Regions from separate parts of the Homo sapiens genome. Here all the other regions are linked to region 3. A link is a loop called in an ENCODE intact Hi-C map of the cell type or tissue named here. Cell type or tissue: mammary epithelial cell. All regions are shown on one strand. Each heading gives the region's core, and the rest is flanking DNA. Links, peaks and the distances in the headings are about the cores only.

Evidence for each region. Peaks named below come from ENCODE experiments on the same cell type or tissue, not always from the same donor. Only the 100,000 strongest peaks of a DNase experiment are listed, where the experiment ranks them.
Region 1: a loop joins it to region 3, with 7 times the contacts of the local background. A loop is called at or near these places in 6 of 110 quality-filtered maps.
Region 2: a loop joins it to region 3, with 4 times the contacts of the local background. A loop is called at or near these places in 2 of 110 quality-filtered maps.

What each region holds. Positions count from the first base shown.
Region 1 is chr17:13,029,143-13,034,142 of GRCh38, forward strand. No RefSeq gene overlaps it. Among named protein-coding and RNA genes, the nearest start is that of ELAC2, 14 kb to the left of the region's middle. In mammary epithelial cell, for the core only: CTCF peaks have their summits at 1,470 (motif pointing right) and 2,845 (motif pointing left); no DNase peak of the experiment used is centred there.
Region 2 is chr17:13,933,078-13,942,918 of GRCh38, forward strand. No RefSeq gene overlaps it. Among named protein-coding and RNA genes, the nearest start is that of COX10-DT, 130 kb to the right of the region's middle. In mammary epithelial cell, for the core only: no CTCF peak of the experiment used is centred there; no DNase peak of the experiment used is centred there.
Region 3 is chr17:13,335,079-13,340,078 of GRCh38, forward strand. No RefSeq gene overlaps it. Among named protein-coding and RNA genes, the nearest start is that of LINC02093, 31 kb to the left of the region's middle. In mammary epithelial cell, for the core only: a CTCF peak has its summit at 2,906 (motif pointing right); no DNase peak of the experiment used is centred there; H3K27ac peaks cover 518 bases.

The DNA.
Region 1 (5,000 bases), core at 1-5,000, 310 kb before region 3:
TTCTAAGAAACTGAGTTAAAAGTGGTCTCGTCTGATGTCGGAAGGAGGGGTAGGGGTGGAAAGAACAAGAGTGGTGGATGCTGGCTGTCCGTTGCTGAGGAAGCGTACCTCCGCCTGCCATGGTGAACTTGGCTTTGGTGATTTTTAAGGCACTGGAAAACTGAGTACCCTCATAAAAGCAGTAACAGCTGCAATTTACTGAGCACTTACTGTGTGCCAGGCATCCTGCTAGGTGCTTTTCATGGTTTATCTTGTTTGGAATTACTCTGGCTCCATCTGGCAGACACCATGCACAGCTTTCCCTGCCTGGGGTCAGCTACCTCCTCAGGCCTCTAACTCAGGAAGTTGGCTGGACACAAGGCCCATGTCTCTGGGACCCACCAATCTTTCCGATCCCTGCTCCACAGATTGGGAAATGTTTTTCAAGAGAGATAACGAGCAGGAGTTTCTCTTCTCCTTCCTTAGCTTGAAGCTTTTGTCCTCTCCATGTCCCCAGGGGCTTAGGCTTTTGAAACCAAATCCTGGAAGACTTCTTTGTTCTCAGCTCTCTCTTCTGCCTAATTCCTCCAGAGAGTGGGCCTAGCTCTTTGGTGAGGGAAGGGCACAGGGGGACTTTTCCTGGAAGAAAAAGTTGGTTAATATTTTTAAAGACATTACCCCACCTCATTGGTGACAATCGATCATGTCAGCGCATCTCCTTTTCCTGGCCATGTATTTTACTTTTCTTTTCCCTTCCGTCACTGCTTCCCTGCGCCTCTATAATGTCATAAAGGAAGGGAGACGAGCTCAAAGCTTTGAATATACCTGACCATTACTGACTCAAGACAATGCTACAGGCTCCTGTTTTATAAGAGAAAAAGAATTCATGGAAGCTTTTCTGGAATACGGCTTTATGTTCATATTCTACCCACTCCTCTCTCTCTCTCCTCATAACTAAAGGGAGCTGGTAGCAACCACCCTGCTTTGCAGCTCAGCTGGTAGAATGCCTGGAGAGCAGCCAGTGGCCTGGGTTCAATCTCCTGATAAGTCATCAATTTCTTTCTCACCCAAAACATCTGGTTTGGGATCCTGAGTTATGAGCTAATATTAAATATAAAAGTTTATAGCATCACATATATAATGCTGTTGATTAGAAACATCAAGAAAAGTAATTGACTGGAAGGGACTTGGTGTGACCAGCTGCTTGAACATCTGGATGGTATCCAAGGGGCCTGAATTGAATTCCCAATTCATCCATTCGTTCTTGGCCAGCAGTATCTGGTTTGGGATCTTTAAAGATTTGACTCTCCTCCTTGGCTATGGCTTTTTCTCAATGTTTTATACATAAGCGTGTGAGTGTGTGTTTCAGTTAACTGAAAAAAGCTAAAATAAAATCAATGTAGTTTTTATCTTCTCTTGCATCTGTTCATTAGACATTTATGGTTTTTATGATTTCCCGAGCCTCATCGTGTTACCAACAATGAACACTAGGGGGCAGTGTACACTCATGTTTTTCCTCCATGGGCTAAGATGTGTGAAGAGTGCCCCAATCCACCTCTCCATCTGGTTTGCAGTTGAGATGCCCAAGAGCGGGAAGGGTTCCTACCAGCATGGGGCTTTGTTCTCAGAAAGCTTCTCTAAGATACGTTACTTAGATACATCCGTAAAATCCCTCAGTCAACTGCACCCCTGTGGCCTATAGCCTGAAGTTAACCAAGTCTTTTCGTGACAGCCTATGTTCTGTTTGCTGAATAGCTGCCTCTCCTTCCTTTCTCTTTTCTGTTGGGTTTGGTTCCTGCCAGAACAACACGGATTTGCCCATCTCCCCTGACACACTCCGGTCCAAGGTTTAAGCAGGGCAGTCATTTCCTTACTGGAATCCCTTCCCAAACAGCTTCTTCCCAGGCTATCAGGCAGAAAGTATTTTGCATCTCCTGTGCCAACTCAGACTGAGGTAGCTGCTTGGAGTATTGTTTTGAGAAGGCCTCAGGGTCCAGGCTCAAGAGCAAGAATGCTATGCTCGATTGGCAATGTCTTCCTCCCTTCCCTTCCCTCCTTCCTTCCTTCTGTTCCTACCCCACTCCTTCCCTCCCTTCTCCCCTCCACTCCTTCCTCCTTCCTTTCTTTTTTCCTTTTTTCTTTTCTTTCTTATTGAATTCCGTTGAAGAGCCAGGTACTGGGCTAAACATTTCAATAGTGGACAAGATCATCTTGGTTTCTGCCCTCACAGAATTTACAAACCAATGGGAGAGACAGTAAAAAAACTGGGCACGTGGTAAGCCCTATGCTAGGGAAGCAATCGCGTGGTGTGGGGCACGCAGAAGAGGTACCTCACCCAGGCTTGGGGGTGAGTGATGAAACAAGGATGCATACCATAAAACCAAGGAGGGAAGGGGCAAAGAGTCAAGAGTCAAGGGGGAAATGTTAGAGCAGAAAAATACATGCAGGCAGCTCTTGCTTTTCACTTTGCTGCTCTGAGTCAATCTTTGTCTAGAAACCACCCATATCCCTCACCTGCAGATGTCTTAAGTGGCTCTGGGCTATTGGAGTGGCAAAGTCTACGGCCTGCAGTGGCCAGGAAGGTAAGATGGGTGATCCAGAGGATCAGAGCAAGCTAAGTCTCTGTGCTCCATCTGAGGGGGTGGTGCTCCGTCTTGAGCCAGGCAACAGTGGCTCTGTAAAACGCAGGCTCAGACAGTGTCAGATCTCGGGACTGTTTTGCAATGGAGGCTGAGAACTAGATTTTATGTGAAATTTCCTGAAAATATTTACTAACACTTTATGGGCCAAAAAGCTTAGGCATGAAGGCAAATTTAGGCCCTTGGGGATCTCTGGCCTAATGGCGCCTTTGCGTCCATGTCCGCCACCTAGTGGTGGATGTGGGTTCCTTCACTCTGTTTTTCTGTAACAGCAGCCGGAACCAACTTCCTTCCTTGCTCCCTTCTTAAATTTGGCTTTTGATTTCCAAAAAAAAAAAAAAAAAAAAAAAAAAAAAAAAATTGTTATGAAACGTTTAGGGTGCCACCCTGATGGCGGTTTTCGCCTTTCTTTTCCGGAAATCAGTGAAATCGAAGTTGGGGCGGATGGGGATGATGTTGAGAAGGCTGTTTGGGACGTGGGGGGTGATGACAGTGACGGGCTTGAGCACCTGCTTTGCTGGTGTGAACTTGCAGGCTGATTCCAACCGATTGAATGAAATATGATTACCAGCTTGACCTGTCTGGAGTCCAGATCCGGAGACTCTGAGTGCTCCTTGCAACATTAAGGATATATGATTCCATCGTGAGAGTGGGCCTTCTCAGCCAGGGTCTCCAGAGCCTTAGGGCTTTTTTCTGAATGGGCTGAATTCATGGTGGTCTTTGAGCCCCCTAGAAATTGTGTGCAAAAGTGTTTGCTTGTGCATTTTTCTTGGAGAGAGCTGCTAGCCTGAGTCAGATTCTCAAAGGGCCTATAACTCAGGAAGGGGAAAGGCAAGGCTGAAAAATGGGTTTCTCAAACTGAATGAGTACCCCAATGCTTGTTAAAATGCAGATTGTGGCTGGGCTCGGTGGCTCATGCCTGTAATCCCAGCACTTTGGGAGGTCAAGGTGGGTGGATCATGACATCAGGAGTTCCAGACCAGCCTGGCCAACATGGTGAAACTTTGTCTCTACTAAAAATACAAAAATTAGCTGGGCATGGTAGCGGGTACCTGTAATCCCAGCTACTCGGGAGGCTGAGACAGGAGAATCACTTGAACCCAGGAGGCAGAGGTTGCAGTGAGCTGAGATCATGCCACTGCACTCCAGTCTGGGCGACAGAGTCCATCTAAAAAAAAAAGTGCAGATTGCTGGGTCCCACCCCCAACGTTTCCGATTCAGTAGGAGTGGAGTGGGACCCCACAAATTGCCTTTCTAGCAAGTTCCCAGGTGATTAGACCACACAGTGCGGACTCCTGGTGGCGAGTAACAGCACTTAGAGAACAGGTCTCACGCATTCTGCCCTGATGCTGGAACTCATAGTTGGGAATCTTGCTTTCAAGCACAAAGCAAAAACAAACAAACAAAAAATGCACTGTGTTTTATTTCTGGATGCTGCCTAACTCCTAATCCCATCCTTTGCTTTGTCAAAAATATTTTAAAGATTCTGGGCAACAACTCTTCCTTTTGGACCTTTGACTTAATGATTTGCTGCTTAGAAGCCAAAAGACAGTGAGCTGGCTTCTGGAGAATGGGAGGCTGAGGAGTGTGATGGCGCCGTAACAAGGATAGGCAGTATCTAAGGGCAATATAATCATATATACATTAAGAATATATCATATATTCTTAAAGTTGCAAGGAGCACTCAAGGTCTTTGGATCTGGACTCCAGAAAGTTCAAGGTGTTAATCGTATTTCATTCAGTCGATTGGAATCAGCCTGCAAGTAGCAGAGATGCTTAATGGCTGTCTCCCTCCACACTGGTGTCACTGCATTAGAATTTGCTCAGAGGAGTATCTTGGTGGTGGTTGCGTGAATTGGTTCTGAGGGACATAGCCCATGTCCCCTTAGTACCCTTGTATGATGCACCTGAAGTTTGTCTAAGGAATGACTAAGACCCCTTCCAACTCTAGGAATTTCTGAAATCTGTTAAAAAGACACATCAGAACCTTTAAATTCTATTTCCAGGTAATCTTTGTCCACCTGCCATGTCTGCTTTCCTGGAGAAAGCTCATAGCCTTCTGCTGAGAAAATCACCTTGACATAGAGAAAATCACCTTGACATAGAGAAAATCATCATCCAAGAGCAATTCAGCCCTCATTGCATGCTAGATGCCTTCCTTGCCAAGGGCACTAAATGTGCCAACAAATGTCAGTGTGCTCTGGGAGGTCTCATTTGCATAGTGTGAGGCCCCAAGAATAATGGGGATCCAGGCTTCCCATCCCTCTCTCCATGGAAGCTGGGAAGGTTCCAAGCTTCTAGCACAGCACTCGGGGTGGCCAGAGCTTTGTGGGAACCTGAGTAGGGTATTTGGCCTGCAGAGTCTGGGCCTGTGGAAGTCCT
Region 2 (9,841 bases), core at 1-5,000, 600 kb after region 3:
TGTAGACTCATATAACACATTTTTGTTGGCAGTTCCTACTTTGACGGCTTCCTTTCAGAGGTTTCTGTTCCTTCCATCAGAGCACTTCAACATGTATAGTAAGTCACTCTGCACAGGAAAGATAAAGATAATATCTGCTTCTTTTTTTCTTTTTTTGAGATGGAGGTTCAATCTCGTTGCCCAAGCTGGAGTGCAATGGCACAATCTCTGCTCATTGCAACCTCTGCCTCCCAGGTTCAAGTGATTCTCCTGCCTCAGCCTCCCGAGTAGCTGGGATTACAGGCACGTGTCATCACACCCAGCTAATTTTTTTCTATTTTTAGTAGAAACGGGGTTTCACCAGGTTAGCCAGGCTGGTCTCGAACTCCTGACCACAGGTGATCTGCCCACCTCGGCCTCCCAAAGTGCTTGGATTACAGGTGTGAGCCACTGCACTCGGCCCATATCTGCTTCTTAATATAAGGGACTGGAAGCCTGTGATATAATTTCAAGTTAAAACAGAGTCATGTTAAGTTACTAAAAACTGCCATTCCATGTGATGAGAGAAGAATGTTCAGAATGCTTCAAACAACACTGACGGCTGTCCTATGATGGACTTCCTCTTTATGAGCTAGTCAATTCTGTTTATTAAATGTAACTCTTGTTGAGATAGGTGCGAAGTGCCAGGGAATGATTTCCAGAGGGTATGAAAATATTTGAGGAATTGAGCAATGTTTAGAGTTAGCCAGGTGAAGGAGGGACAGGAGAGTAAACAGCATGAACAGCATGTGCAAAAGATTGCGGAAAAAAACTGGAACACACAGCCCATCTGGGGAAATGCAAGTAGCTCAGAAAGGTTAGAGTATAGAATGTGTTGGGAGGGGAGTTGGGTGGGGAATAGCAAAAGGTAGAAGTGGAGATAGGAGCCTGCTTTGTAATAAGCTTGTTTGCAACCTATTTCAAGGGTTTATGACACACTCAGACACACATGCACACACTAAACCATAGAGACAGGGTAAGCCAGAGGCAGGGCCAGAAATAACCAGATCGAATGTTTGCCCGATTATCTATTTTAACTTGGCTTTTTATTAAATTAAACAGAATCTCTCCGGGATGGAAATCCTTGGCTCTTAGGTTCATTGGGTCCCTTCTGCACCAGTCTCTGCCAGTTTCATTGAGTCTGTTCTGCACCAGTCTGTTGGTTTCAATATCCCACCAACTCCTATCCCACCTATCCCTACTTTGGATGAATGGATGGTTAGGATAAGTTTGGGATGTTATCTCAATGGAAATAAGAAGCCAAAATTTTCAGCATCTGCCACCACTTCTCTCCAAGTAATATGATAAAAATCACTGGACAGAACCTGGCTTTGTGAATAATTTTCTGAGAGAACCGAGTGAATCTTTGGCCTTTATTTTTCTGTCCATAAAATAAGGAAGAGAATAAATGTGCCGGGTATCTGAAAAAGTGATAGTGAAAAACAGAAAAGGAAAGAAAAAGTAAAATAAAAATCAGGGTTATTCCCAGAAGAACTGGGTCCTGAATGGAATCAGGATGCAATACTCCCCAAATTCTCCCAACAAGTATCTCAAATACGTGACAACTTTATGTACATAAATGATGGTCAAAATGAACATTAAGACTGTTCTAAATGAAGCATCCTGAGAAAAAACAACGGGGGAGGATGAGTTAATTCCTAACAAAGCTATCTTATATGTAGCGAATAATTTCTACCTTCCTATACCCTATATATAACCCCTCAGTTACGAGAAGTTCATGACAATTGTCTGCTTTGCATCTGAAATTTATCTTACTCCTCAATGCAGCCTCTAGCCCCCCACTGCATTTTTGTGATAATATATTACAGGTGGAATGAACTGCAAATTATGCTCAACTTAAGAGTTGTAACTGGTGGAGGAAAGGGGCTCGCTGGTGATTAAAATCTAGAGATGGCTCCAGTTTCAGGAAATATGGACCAAGCACTGTCACACTGACTTTCTCACTATGTGCAGCTGTAAGTCCCGAACCAAATGCATGAAGTAGTTATTCAGAGCCTGTGAAAAATAACTAGTAGCAGGTAAACTAGGAAAAAGGATTAGAGTGTGATGTGCCATTGAACTGGGAATGTGAACGGATTTACCATCTTTTCTCTTATGGTATCTCCAATATGGAATCAAGGAAGCTTGAAACCAACAGGGATCCATGCAGACAGAGAGAGCTCTAGGAGAATCCCTCTAGTTCTGTATCAAGAAGCAGGAATGAAGTATCCTAATATTCAGGGAGAGTGGGGGAAAATCTCCCATTTTTAAATTTTTTGTTCATTAATTTCTGATTTTTTTAATTCTCCTCATCCCAGTCCCCAGTGCCTGTAGTGGTAGCAACAGTAATGGAAGAGAGGACCCATGGAAGCCTAAAATTCTGAACCTTTCTTTCTTATCAGAGGAGTAGTGGGTCCAAAGGGGTGGAGATCTTTCCCTATTATTTTCTTCCTCTCTCTGCTCTTCTGCAGTTTTTCAGGCATGTTACAGAAAGTATATAGTAGAGCAAGGCACATGAAACCCCATCTTGCTGATCATAGAACCAAAAAGAGAGAGCCTCAGGAAGCCTGAAAGTATAAGGATAATCTCAAAGAGGAAGGAACTCAGGAAAGAGAACTGGACTTCATACAGGTGTTTATGAATTCCCAAGCTCACCTACAAATTGTGTATGTGTGAATCTGACACTAAACAGAAAACCAAAGGCTTTGGGAACTATAATTCAGGATATACTACCATCCAAGTCCCCAACTGGCCATAGGGTGGAGCCCACATGTGACAGATCCAAATAGCACTGTGAAGGCATTGAAAATGTAGCCAGCACTAAAACACCATCCATAGAAGGCTGATGAGACCTTCAACCTGAACTCAGATGGTTGACTGCCTTTTAAAGTAAATATATTGATATTCGTCGTAAGATTTACTTAAGTCCCAAAGTCTCATATGATAATATTCAATATAATTAAAACACAACAGAAATGCATATAAAAATTTAGAAAATTCTCAGTTCAGATGGAAAATGACAGTCAACAGAAGTGAATGATGAGATAATACAGATATTGGAGTTATCTTATGAAGACTATAAAGCAGCCATCATAAAAATGCTCTAAGAAGTAAGAGTAATACCCTTGAAATAAATGAAAAGATAGAAGGTATCAGTAAAACCATAGAAGACACACAGAATAATCAAATGGAAGTTTTAAACTGAAAAATACTACTAATAAAAATTTTAAACTTACTGAAAAGGATGCATAGCAGAATAAAATGACATTGGAAAGAGCCAGTCAACTTGAAAATAGATAAATAGAAATTATCCAGTCCTCAATAGAGAGGGAAAAAAAATTCAAAAATGAACAGAGACTCAGAGAACTATAAGATAGTAGGAAAAGGTTTAGCATTTGTGTCATAAGCATCCCAGAGAGAAGGGAAAGAATACAATGCAGAAAAATAAATAAATAAATAATAGTGAAAACTTCTTTAATTTGGCAAAAGATATAATCTTGTAGATTTAAGAAGCTCAACAAGTCCCAGAAAGAATAAATCCAAAGGCTGGGCACAGTGGCTCACACCTGTAATCCTAGCACTTTGGGAGGCCAAGGCGAGTGGATCATCTGAGTTCAGGAGTTCAAGACCAGCCTGGCCAACATGGTGAAACCCCGTCTCTACAAAAATACAAAAATTAGCTATGCCTGATGGCAGGTGCCTGTAATCCCAGCTACTCAGGAGGCTGAGGTGGGAGAATCATGAATCGCTTGAACCCAGGAGGCAGACATTGCAGTGAGCTGAGATCATGCCATTGCACTCCAGCCTGGGTGACAGAGTGAGACTCCATCTAAAAAAAAAAAAAAAAATCCAAAAAGTCCACACCCAAATACATCCTTTAAAAGTGGCTGAAAACTAAATACACAACAAAAATTTTTGAAAACAGCCAAATAAAAATGAAAACAAAGTGAAACATAAATATTAACATAATACAATGATTCAAATGGCTAGACTGGCTCATGCCTGTCATCCCAACATCTTCAGAGGCCAAGGTGGGAAGACTGCTTAAGCCCAGAAGTCCAAGACAGTGAGACTCTGTCTCTACAAAGAATTTTAAAAATTAGCCAGGCATGGTAGTATGTCCCTGTGGTCCCAGCTACTCAGGAGGCTGAGGCAGGAGCATTTCTTGAGCCCAGGAATTCAAGGCTGCGGTCCTCTGTGATTGTGCCACTGCACTCCAGCCTGGGCAACAAAGTAAGAGCCCGTCTCTAAAGAACAAAACAAAACAAAACAAAACAAAAGAAGGAAAGAAAGAGGGAAAAAAAAGGAGACCATAATAAAGTTAATATTTTCAAAGTCCTGAAAGATATTACTGTCAAACCAGTCATATATATAATGTTATCTTTTTTATTTTATAGACAGGAAAATTAAAGCCAAATATTTACTGAGTTCTCACAGAAACTTATCCACACAGCCAGGTTCTGTCTAATGATTTTATCATATTACCTGGAAAGGAGTGGCAGCAGATGCTAAAAATTTTGGCAATATGAGAAAAAGATAATTAAAAACAAGGATCTTCAAGCATATGAAAGGTATTATGTCGAGGTAAAAATACAGAGATAATTTCCTCAGCAAAACATATTGAAAGAATTTTCTTGACCCTCAGAGTTACAGAACTCCCAGAGGTCTATACCCAGTAAAAATATTCTTCAACACTGAAGCTAAAACAAAGATAGCCTCAGTGAAGAAAAACTAAGAGAATGCATTTTCAGCAGATCTGCTTCTTTATAAAAGTAATTCTTCCAAAAGAAAGAAAATAATACCAGAAATCCACTTGGAATATCAGAAATAAAGGAAGAGCAAAATAAATGGTAAATATCTGCATAAATATAGTAGACTATCATCCCCTTAAATTCTTTAAAATATAATTGATATCTGAAACTTGAAATTGTAACATTGCTGGGTTTTCAATATATGCAGATGTGATAAATAAGACACCCACAAGATAAGAGGAGAAAATGATGGGAATTTAATGGCGACAAGGTTTCTATATTTAATTTGAAGTGGGAAAACATGTATTTTAAATAAACTGAGAAAAATATATATGTATATTGTAATCACTGTAGCGATCATTAAAAAATTATACCAACAGATATTATCAAAAATACAATGGATAAAATAGAATACTAAAAGTATTTAAATAACCCAAAATAAAGCAGGAATATAGAGCAAAGCTATGAAAATAAAAAGAAGAGGAAACAGAATTAAATGGTAGACTGAAATGCAAATATACCAATATTTTCTTTAAATATAAGTGCATTAACTATACCAAATAAAAGACAGAAATGATCTTTACCATGAACCAACTTTATGCTGTCTAAAGACACTCAGTCTAAATATAATCATACAGGCAAGTTAAAAACGAACATGTAGAAAAAGTTATACTATGCAAACACTAAATAAAAGGAAGCTGTAGTGGTTACATTAGTCTATGCATACATTAGAGCAAAGAAAATTACCAGGGAAAAAGAATGATATTACATAATCCTAAATATACATGCATGTAACAAAAGATATTCAAAATATATGAAGCAAAAACCGACAGAAATGAAAGAAGAAATAAATAAGTCCATCATATAGCTGAGAATATCGATACAGGAGTGGGACAGGGAAGGGCTGAGTAGAGAAAGACAGGGTCCCTAGGGAGGGCTCCACCCTCAGGTCTGTTCCCATAGACCTAGGTGAGGACAGGCACTCCTGTTTTCATGCCCAAATGTTGTATTTTCCAAGACCAACCTGGCCTGCCACGCCCTGACCCTGTGCCTATAAAAACTCTGAGACCCTAGCAGGCATGCACACAAAGCAGCTGGATGTCGAGAGAAACACACTGGCAGAAGAACACACCAGTAGACACCAGTAGGGCATCTATGGCGGGACAACGTGGAATTTGGTTGGCGGTGGTTGGAGGAGAGTCTGGCTGCTCAGCAGCCCCCAGGGGAAAACCGCCTTCCCACTCCATCCCCTTTCTGGCTCCCCATCCATCTGCTGAGAGCTACTTCCACCATTCAATAAAACCTTGCACTCATTCTCCAAGCCCAAGTGTGATTTGTTTTTTCCAGTACACCAAGGCAAGAACCTCAGGATACAAAAAGCCCTCTATCTTTGCAATAAGGCAGAGGGTCTAATTGGGCTGATTAACACAAGCCACCTGAGGCAAAACTAAAAGAGCATACTGTAACAAACATCCACTGGGGCTTCAGGAGCTGTAAACATTCACCCCTAGTCGCTGCCATGGGGTTGGAGCCCCACAACCTGCCTGTCTGCATGCTCCCTCTAGAGGTTTGAGCAGTGGGGCTCCAAAGAAGGGAGCCACACTTCTATCACATGCCCTGAGAGGGGAATAAGGGTACTTTTCCCATCTCAATATCAGCACTCCTCTTTTAAATAATTGATAGAACTGGTAGATAAAAAACTCATTGACACTATAGAAGAACTGAACAACACCATTAACTAACTGTATCTAATTGACATTTATAAAACATTTCTACTCAACAACAGCTAAATACACATTCATCTCAAGAGCACATGAAACATTCTCCAATATGGACAACATCTGGATTCATTATAAAACAAACCTTAACAAATTTAACAGAACTAAATTATGTAAAGTATGTTCTCTGATTATAATGGACTTCAACTAGAAATGAATAACAGAAATGTAAAGGGAAAATATTCAAATACTTGAAAGTTAAACAACATACTTCAAAATAATCAATGCAATGTAGAGAAAGTTCCAAAAAAATAGAAAAGATTTTGAACAGGATAACAATTCAAAATTTACAGGATGCAGCTAATGCAGTGTTTAGAGGAACACTTATAGAATTAAATATGTGAAAAGAAGAAAATTCTCATATCTATCATCAAAAGGTCTTCCTTAAGAAACACTGGGGAGGGGGGAGAACAAAACAGGCACAGCATACACTGAAGAAAGGAATTAAAAATTGAAATTTCAAAAATTAGACAAAATCAGTAAAACCGAAATCTGTTTCTTTAAAAAGACTGATACCTCTGGAAGGCTGACAAAGAAGAAAATAAAAGAAAACAGGCCCATTACTAAAATTACAAGTGAAAGAAGGATCTTCCTATGACCACAGAGTCCACAAATTAGGTAACGGGAAAAATCACTTAAGCTGCAGCACTAGATCAAAATAATCAACATTTTCCATTTCAGAGTATATAATATATTAAGTAAAATTAGTTCAGCTTCAAAGCAATATTGATTTCAGGACAATGAAAATACGGAAGTAGTCTGCCCAGAGCTGGCATAGTGCTCTAGCATATCAGAGTCACTGGCTCCTAAATTTTTGTTGCTCCACCATTCATGGCTTCTATTCCAAGATGACCTCTCTGTTCAAGATGGCTGCCAGAGCAAATTATTAAACATCTATTCTGTCCAACAGGAGGGAGAAAGCTACAAAAAGAGGTAGGGATCATACCTTGAGAGACTCTCTTCAGAAGTTGCAGATCACTTCCACTGTATCCTATTGGCTAGAATTTAGTCACATGGTCACTTCTAACTGCAAGGGAGGCTGGGAAATGTGATCTGTAACCCAGATGCCCATATCTCTGAGTAAAATAATAAAGGAAGGAGTAGATAAGGAATGTGGGTACAATCTGTAATGTTTGGCGCATATCTTATGAAAGTTCTTCTAGATATTATCAGAACAGTTTGTACTTCAGAAACTGAAGTTCCTTCAGCCAGGAAAAAAAAAAAAATGTTCCTTGTGGGACCATATTAGAACCTCTACCTTCAATTCAAAATTCTATTCTGAACTAAGTTCCTGTGAATAGGTGATGTCTGTTAAACTACTAAAGTCTTGTGTTTTTCTCTCATAAAATAAGCTCCTCATATTCACTCAGAACCATCCCCATCCATTAATGTTATTCTCTGTCACCACTAGGGACACATCAGCTCAAATGTAATTCCTATCTAAAAACCATTCAGCAGCCATTTGGATGAAGTTCAAAATGGGGCATGTCAAGGGTCTTTCAAGAGTCCAAGAAGTTGAGGTGTCCTGCTTTGCACTGTGACCCTTCCTTAACTTCTCCTGCCTTTTTTGCTCCCTGTGGAGCAGGGCTAACTCACAGGCACTACACCCAAAGTCGGCAAATATGGGCTCTTGACAACTGTATTTATACTCACAAAAACTCACTTTCAATTACATGCAAATTAAGAGGTGAGTCAATGCAAATTGAGGGGCGGATTATTTAGAACTTTCTAGGAAAGGGACAGTAACTTCCAGGTCATTGCCTTGGAATGGTGTGGTCACTTCCGGGTTGTTGCCATGGCATTTGTAATCTGTCATGGCACTGGTGGGAGTGTCTTATGCCAATGAGTAATGAGGGCAGCTAGGGCTTACTTCTGTAGCCATCTGCTGGTTCCTGCTGGTTTTTCCACTTTATCTTGCCTGGACCAGATCCTGTTTGGGTCAGAAAGGTTGTGACCTGAAAACAAATCCTTCTAGCCTTCTACCTCATCTTCTCTTCCCCTCATAACCCTCATCCAACCTACCAGCAATTTTTTTAGCATGAATCTTCAAAATACACGCTGAATCCTACCACTTCTCAATTCTATACCTTTGTCCAAACTTTCCTGACTCTTGACACTTTTTATTCTTGATGTCTAAAACAAGACCTAACACTCTCATAGGTCTACATCAGGAGTTGGCAAGCTTTGTCTATAAAGGACCAGTAGCAAAGGTTTCAGACTCTGCAAAACAAAAAAAAAAATATGATCTCTGCAACTACTCAACTCTGCCATTGTAGCATGAAAGCAGTCATAGATAATAGGTAAGCAAGTGATCATGGCTGTGTTCCAATAAAACTTTATTTACAAAAGCCAGCAGCAGGCAGGATTTGAACTGGCTGTAGTTTGCCAACCCCTGGTCTAAACTCATTGTGGGAAGTCCCTGCAGCGTGTTTTTCATTCTTTAAAACACATTTTTCTGTCTTCATTTTTACTCGTGATAACACAACCACTTTTTTTAGCGCAATGTTCTATATTTTATTACATGCCATTTTCAAGTACATTATTTCATTTGGTCATACACACATCACAGTGACTTTTTCCATACAGTGTTGTAGGGTAATCATCCTAAACTCCTGAAATCAATATTTCTTCATGTCTGACCTTTCCAGATAATGATCTATGTGACAGAATTGCTCCACACATACCCACTTTATCCCTATAGGAAAACGAACACTCTAATTAATGACTCCTCTAATTAAATCTTTTCCTTCACCCTGAACTTTAGCTAAGAATAGAAGGACAGCCAAACCGAAAATAAATCAAGCTTGTGTTTTTCTTTCTGTTAGAGAATATCTCAGGACTCAATATACAATTTGTTTCTAGAAGTTTTCCATGTTGGGAATGAGACAGTCACAGCATTACATGGGAGGTAGGAATATAAAGTTATAGAAAAAAGAAAGAATGAACATGAGTTAAGAGAGAAGTTACAAACCAATGGTACCTGAGTTAAATCCAACCCAGGGACATGTTGCTTGGGCTTCAAAGTAGTTTTAAACAATTTGAGCCACCACTAAAAAAAAGAATTATTTTAATATAAATTTACATGCCTCACTTATCTAAAAAAATACATGAGGTAATAGCTATTTCTGGCACCAGTGGGACCAAACTATTTCAAGGTAATAACAAGCTGGAGCTGAACAGTGCCAATTACTTTTAGATAAAAAGTGTTCCCCAGTTTTCCACAATCTCCACCACTCCATATTATGTACTTAATACTGAAGCAAAGTATTGGCTGGCAATTACTATTATTTTTGC
Region 3 (5,000 bases), core at 1-5,000:
CTTAAATAACTACCTTAGGAGTGGGGTGTAGGTGATTACTTCTGAAAGAATGTGAAGAGGCTGGGCGCAGTGGCTCACACCAGCACTTTGGAAGGCCTAGGCGGGTGGATCACCTGAGGTCAGGAGTTCCAGACCAGCCTGGCCAACATAGTGAAACCCTGTCTCTACTAAAAATACAAAAAAATTAGCTGGTCATGGTGGCAGGCACCTATAATCCCAGCTACTTTGGAGGCTGAGGCAGAAGAATCGCTTGAACCCGGGAGGCGGAGGTTGCAGTGGGCTGAGATACGCACCGTTGCACTCCAGCCTGGGCAACAAGAGCGAAACTCTGTCTCAAAACAAACAAACAAATAAACAAACAAAACAAACAAACAAACAAAAGAATGTAAAGAGAATGAAAACATTCAGCTTTTGGTATCCAAAGTAGGATTCTGGAACAAATGATGAGCTGGAAAGCCAAGCCTCTTAGAAAAGTTGCTGGTTCACTCAGATCATTTTCCCTAAGTGCAGAGATGTTACTCCTTCTGCCTGAGGTATAAGATGGCAACTCCCGCCTGCCTCGCTAGACCCTTCCCAATCAGGGAAAACTTAGTGAATCAGTTGACCCTATTTTGTTGTCATGTCAGCCTCCATTCTGCTGTTTTGCTGCTGCTGCTTGGTGCTTGGGCTGGAAAGTGGTGGTTTAAATGTCCAGCATCTCACCCGGACGTGATATCTCATGCCTGTAATCCCAGCACTTTGGGAGGCTGAGGTATGTGGATCATTTGAGGTCAGGAGTTCAAGACCAGCCTGGCCAATATGGTGAAACCCCGTTTCTACTAAAAATACAAAAAATAGCCAAGCACTGGTGATGCGCGCCTGTAGTCCCAGTTACTTGGGAGGCTGAGGCAGGAGAATCGCTTGAGCCTGGGAGGCGGAGGTTGCAGTGAGCCTAGATCGCGCCACTGCACTCCAGCCTGGGTGACAGAGTGAGACTCCATCTCAAAAAAAAAAAAAAAAAAAAAGTCCAACATCTCTTCCTTCTGCTGGGAGTAGCCACCTCTTTACCTGCTTCTTTTGCAGCGTTGACACCTTATCCCCACCACCTGCACCCACCCCTACCCCTGCACCTTGCTCTAACATGTGGTCAGAATGGGGTGACTGCCAGCTTCTGCATGAACTTTCCCTCTACAGCCACGGTGATTGTCTAGGGGAAAAGGCAGAAAACTCAGCTAAACCAATGAGTCTTTTATGGAGATTTATTTAACTACATTGAGTGGCATCTTTTCCTTCTCTGATGGTAAAGCTAGGAATATGTAAGAGCAAAAATGGCTGAAAACTTTGCTCTAGTGTTGAAGGGAAAGCCATGTGACAGGAAAGAAGAAAGCCACTGTTCAGCCTGAAGCAGAGTCCACTGATGCTCAGAGAGAGTCCTAGTATCATTGCAACCCGCCATTCAGCCATCTCGAAGATACCAGGATCCCACTCTTCCTGCAACTTAGCTATACACATCAATTCAGTTTCCATTTTGCCTAAGCTCGTGCAACTTTAATCTCTTTCGCTTGCAGCTAAGAGTTCTGCCTGTGTAGCGGTCTTATAATTATCTGAATTAGAGCAACACTGAATGAGCCTACTCGCCCTTTCTCAGGTCTAAAAATACCATATAAAATATTCGTGAGAAATTAATATAGTTCCTAGAAAAGACTTTGCCAACGCTTGTCCATTTGTAGGATATTTTAAGTAGCCTTTAAACAACAATAACTCCCTTTTGGAATGAACAGACAAAAGGAAGAACTGTTCTTCTGAGATGTGAGATCCTGGGATATGATTCAACAGGACTTTTTGTGGGAATGGTTTTGCTGCATTTTTCTTTTCCAGAGGGCAGAAAAGAAAAACCATGTTATTTTCTTTTATTGTATGTTATAAATGCATATAATTTCCAAAAAATCAACAAAGACTTCTGATGTAAATGTGTATTAGTTTCATCTAACTTCTTTAAACGCCATCACATACCTAAGGACTTGGGGAGACATATCTATTTTCACAGTTCTTTCCGATTCTAATGAGCTCTGAAAAGTTTATTTCAAAATAATCCTTCTGTATTAAGCGCTGGCTCATTGACAGGTCCCCTTTTATCGTAATTTCATGAAGTTTATTTTCCAAATGAAGGTTTATTTTTGCATGGAATTCTGAGGTTCTGCATTGTGTATATGAAGCAATTAGTTTGGGATTTCTGGAATTTATTTTAGACCAGACAGATGTCTTCAATTTACACACTCTGGGAGGTGACAAACCCTATTAACATTCGAAAGCTATCAATTTGCTTTATCTTTGTTCTTAAGCACACCCAGCTACGATCCAGGGTAATTCTTTTTGTTTGATTGTTTATTGGTCTTGTGTTTTTATGTAGACAGAAGTAGGAATTTAAGGAAAACACGGAAGATAGCTTCAGTAATTTTATCACTGTCAAAATCTAGTGGGTTACTTTAAGAGCCACGAATCACACCTGTATTAGAAATGCATTTTTTCCTGACTAAAATTCTTTCCTTTTAGTAACCACCATTGAAGTCTAAAACACATACACAGTAGCTACTCATCTTTTAAAGTTTTTCTTTATCACGTTGGTGACTTATGCCTGCTATTCCCTTGCTTACATTGTCTTTTTTTAATCAATGGTTGTTTTTACCAGGTAATAGAAACATATCTCTAAGCTGCGTAGACCTCAGCATGAATCTGAGTATTTTTCTATTCATTAGTCAAATCCTTCGTAGTCAAAAGTAAGTGCACTCCCATTGTGTACAAAGTCCTAGACTGTGTTGATTTGGGAAGGAGGGTTCAAATGATGTCCCCGTTCATTTTTATTCTGAACTTGAAGACCAAACCAGGGTTATTATTTTTTTTTCCGATGCATTCTGCAGCCACTAGATGGCTCCGGAGATATGCTCGGGTCTTCTCCAGAGTCAATTACTTCGAAACCTAACAACCTAAATTGCTATTTACTTCTCACATCGAAGTCCAAAACTGCACGCGCATTTTGCTGATTATAGGATTTAAAAACTGAGAGTAGGACCCAGAACTTGATCTGAATAAACTCAGCCCACTATTGGGAAATTTTGTTTACAAAATTTGCTTTTTATTATGACTGCCGTATTTTATTTTCAGTGAATGTGGGGCGTATTGTTACTGGCCAGGAGAAAGTTAGAGACTAACAGATGTCATCGGTAGTGTCAGATCTAGATCAAATGCAGAATGATTATACATCCTGACACAATTGTTTTTGAAATATAGGATAATCCATTACGGACAGGATGTCTGACAACTCTAGTTTTAGTGACATTGTACTTGACTTTGAGCTCATGCTGTTTCCTTTATCTTGGATTAAGTTATTTATGTATGAGTCCAATAGAACTGAAAACACTTAGAACTAAGATTAGAAGGATACTTTCTTAACATGACTACTTCAGACTACCTCAAAAATATATATCAAAATATATTTAATGGTGAAATATCATAAATATTTCTGTTAAAATGAGGAGGAAGAAAAATATGCTTACTGTCATAATTTAAAATTTTCCTCTGGATATTTTAGATAATGCAGCAAAATTTTCCTCTGGCTGTTTTCGATAATGCAGCAAGTCAAGGGAAATAGAAAAGGTATTATAGAAAAGGAGAGACAAAATCATCATTGTGTGTAAATCATAATTTCTTTCTTCTAAAAAAACAGAAGGTTGGGATAAGAAAATAGTGTTAGTGGGTCAGTTATAAATAAATTGTACAAAATCATTAAAATTTTTAAAATAATTCTACAAAAATCAACTTCCTATATGCAGCAATTATCAATTAAATTATAACAAAAATATATTATATTACAATATTCAAGTATACTGAAAAGCAATGTATATTACCATACAGCAATTACTCTCCTGAGTGGCAAAAAGACACTTTAAAAAATGAAAGATTATCCTCTTTTGGATGGGAAGAATATTGTAGATATATCAATTCTACCTTTAGTTAGCTTATAGTTTTAATGATAATCCAACAAATATTGCTTCAGAATTTTTTTTCAAATTTCACAATTTTTTTTGGAAGTTCATGTGAAAAATCAATAGAAGAAAAGATCCAAGAAAATAAGGATGAGAGGCAATTCCATTGTTAAATACTTTGTTTATAATTTATCATCAACCTAAAGTAATCACAAAAGGCACTAACTACTCAAAGAGAAAAGTAAGTATTCTTAGATATACATGTGAATTAGTATTTAGTAGGGTAGCACTGCAAATTTTTCAATAAAAAAACAGATTAATTCAATAAATTGTTTACTATTTTAAAAATAACAAATTTAATTCCCTACCACATACAATATTGCAAAATAAAATCCAGGTGGATTACAGAGAGAAAATGATGAAACATAAATATATAAGAAAACTAAAAGTGCTGATTTGAACATTTGCACAATGATAGGGTAAGAAAAATTTTTAAGCACTTAAAAAGTATTTACATATTAACCAAACTGTTTTTTCTGAAAACCAGAGAAAGATAACTAAAATTATCAACAAGAAAATATTTTTAAGAGATTAATGAAAAGATACAATTATCCACAATATATCGAAGTCTTAGAACTCTATAAAAAAAGAAAAGCCAAAACGCCACAGTAGAAATGAACAACAAAGACATGAACAATCAAATTCCCAATGAAAAAATACAAATGGCAAATAAACAAATCTAAACATTGTAAACTACACTAGTAGCCAAAAAAATGAAAATTACAATTAAATACTGTTTTTGTCTCAATTTGGAAATTACTAAAATGAATAATTACACAAGTGTTAGGCAGGTTACAGAAAAAAAATGGACACTCTCATATTCCAGTGGTGGATATGTAAATTGGAACATCATTTCTGCAGGGCAATTTGGCAGTGCATTTCAAATACATTAAAATGTGCATATCTTTTCACCGAGGAATGTCACATTTAGGAACTGATTAGATGTATATAAAAACATCTGTACAAGGATGATCACCC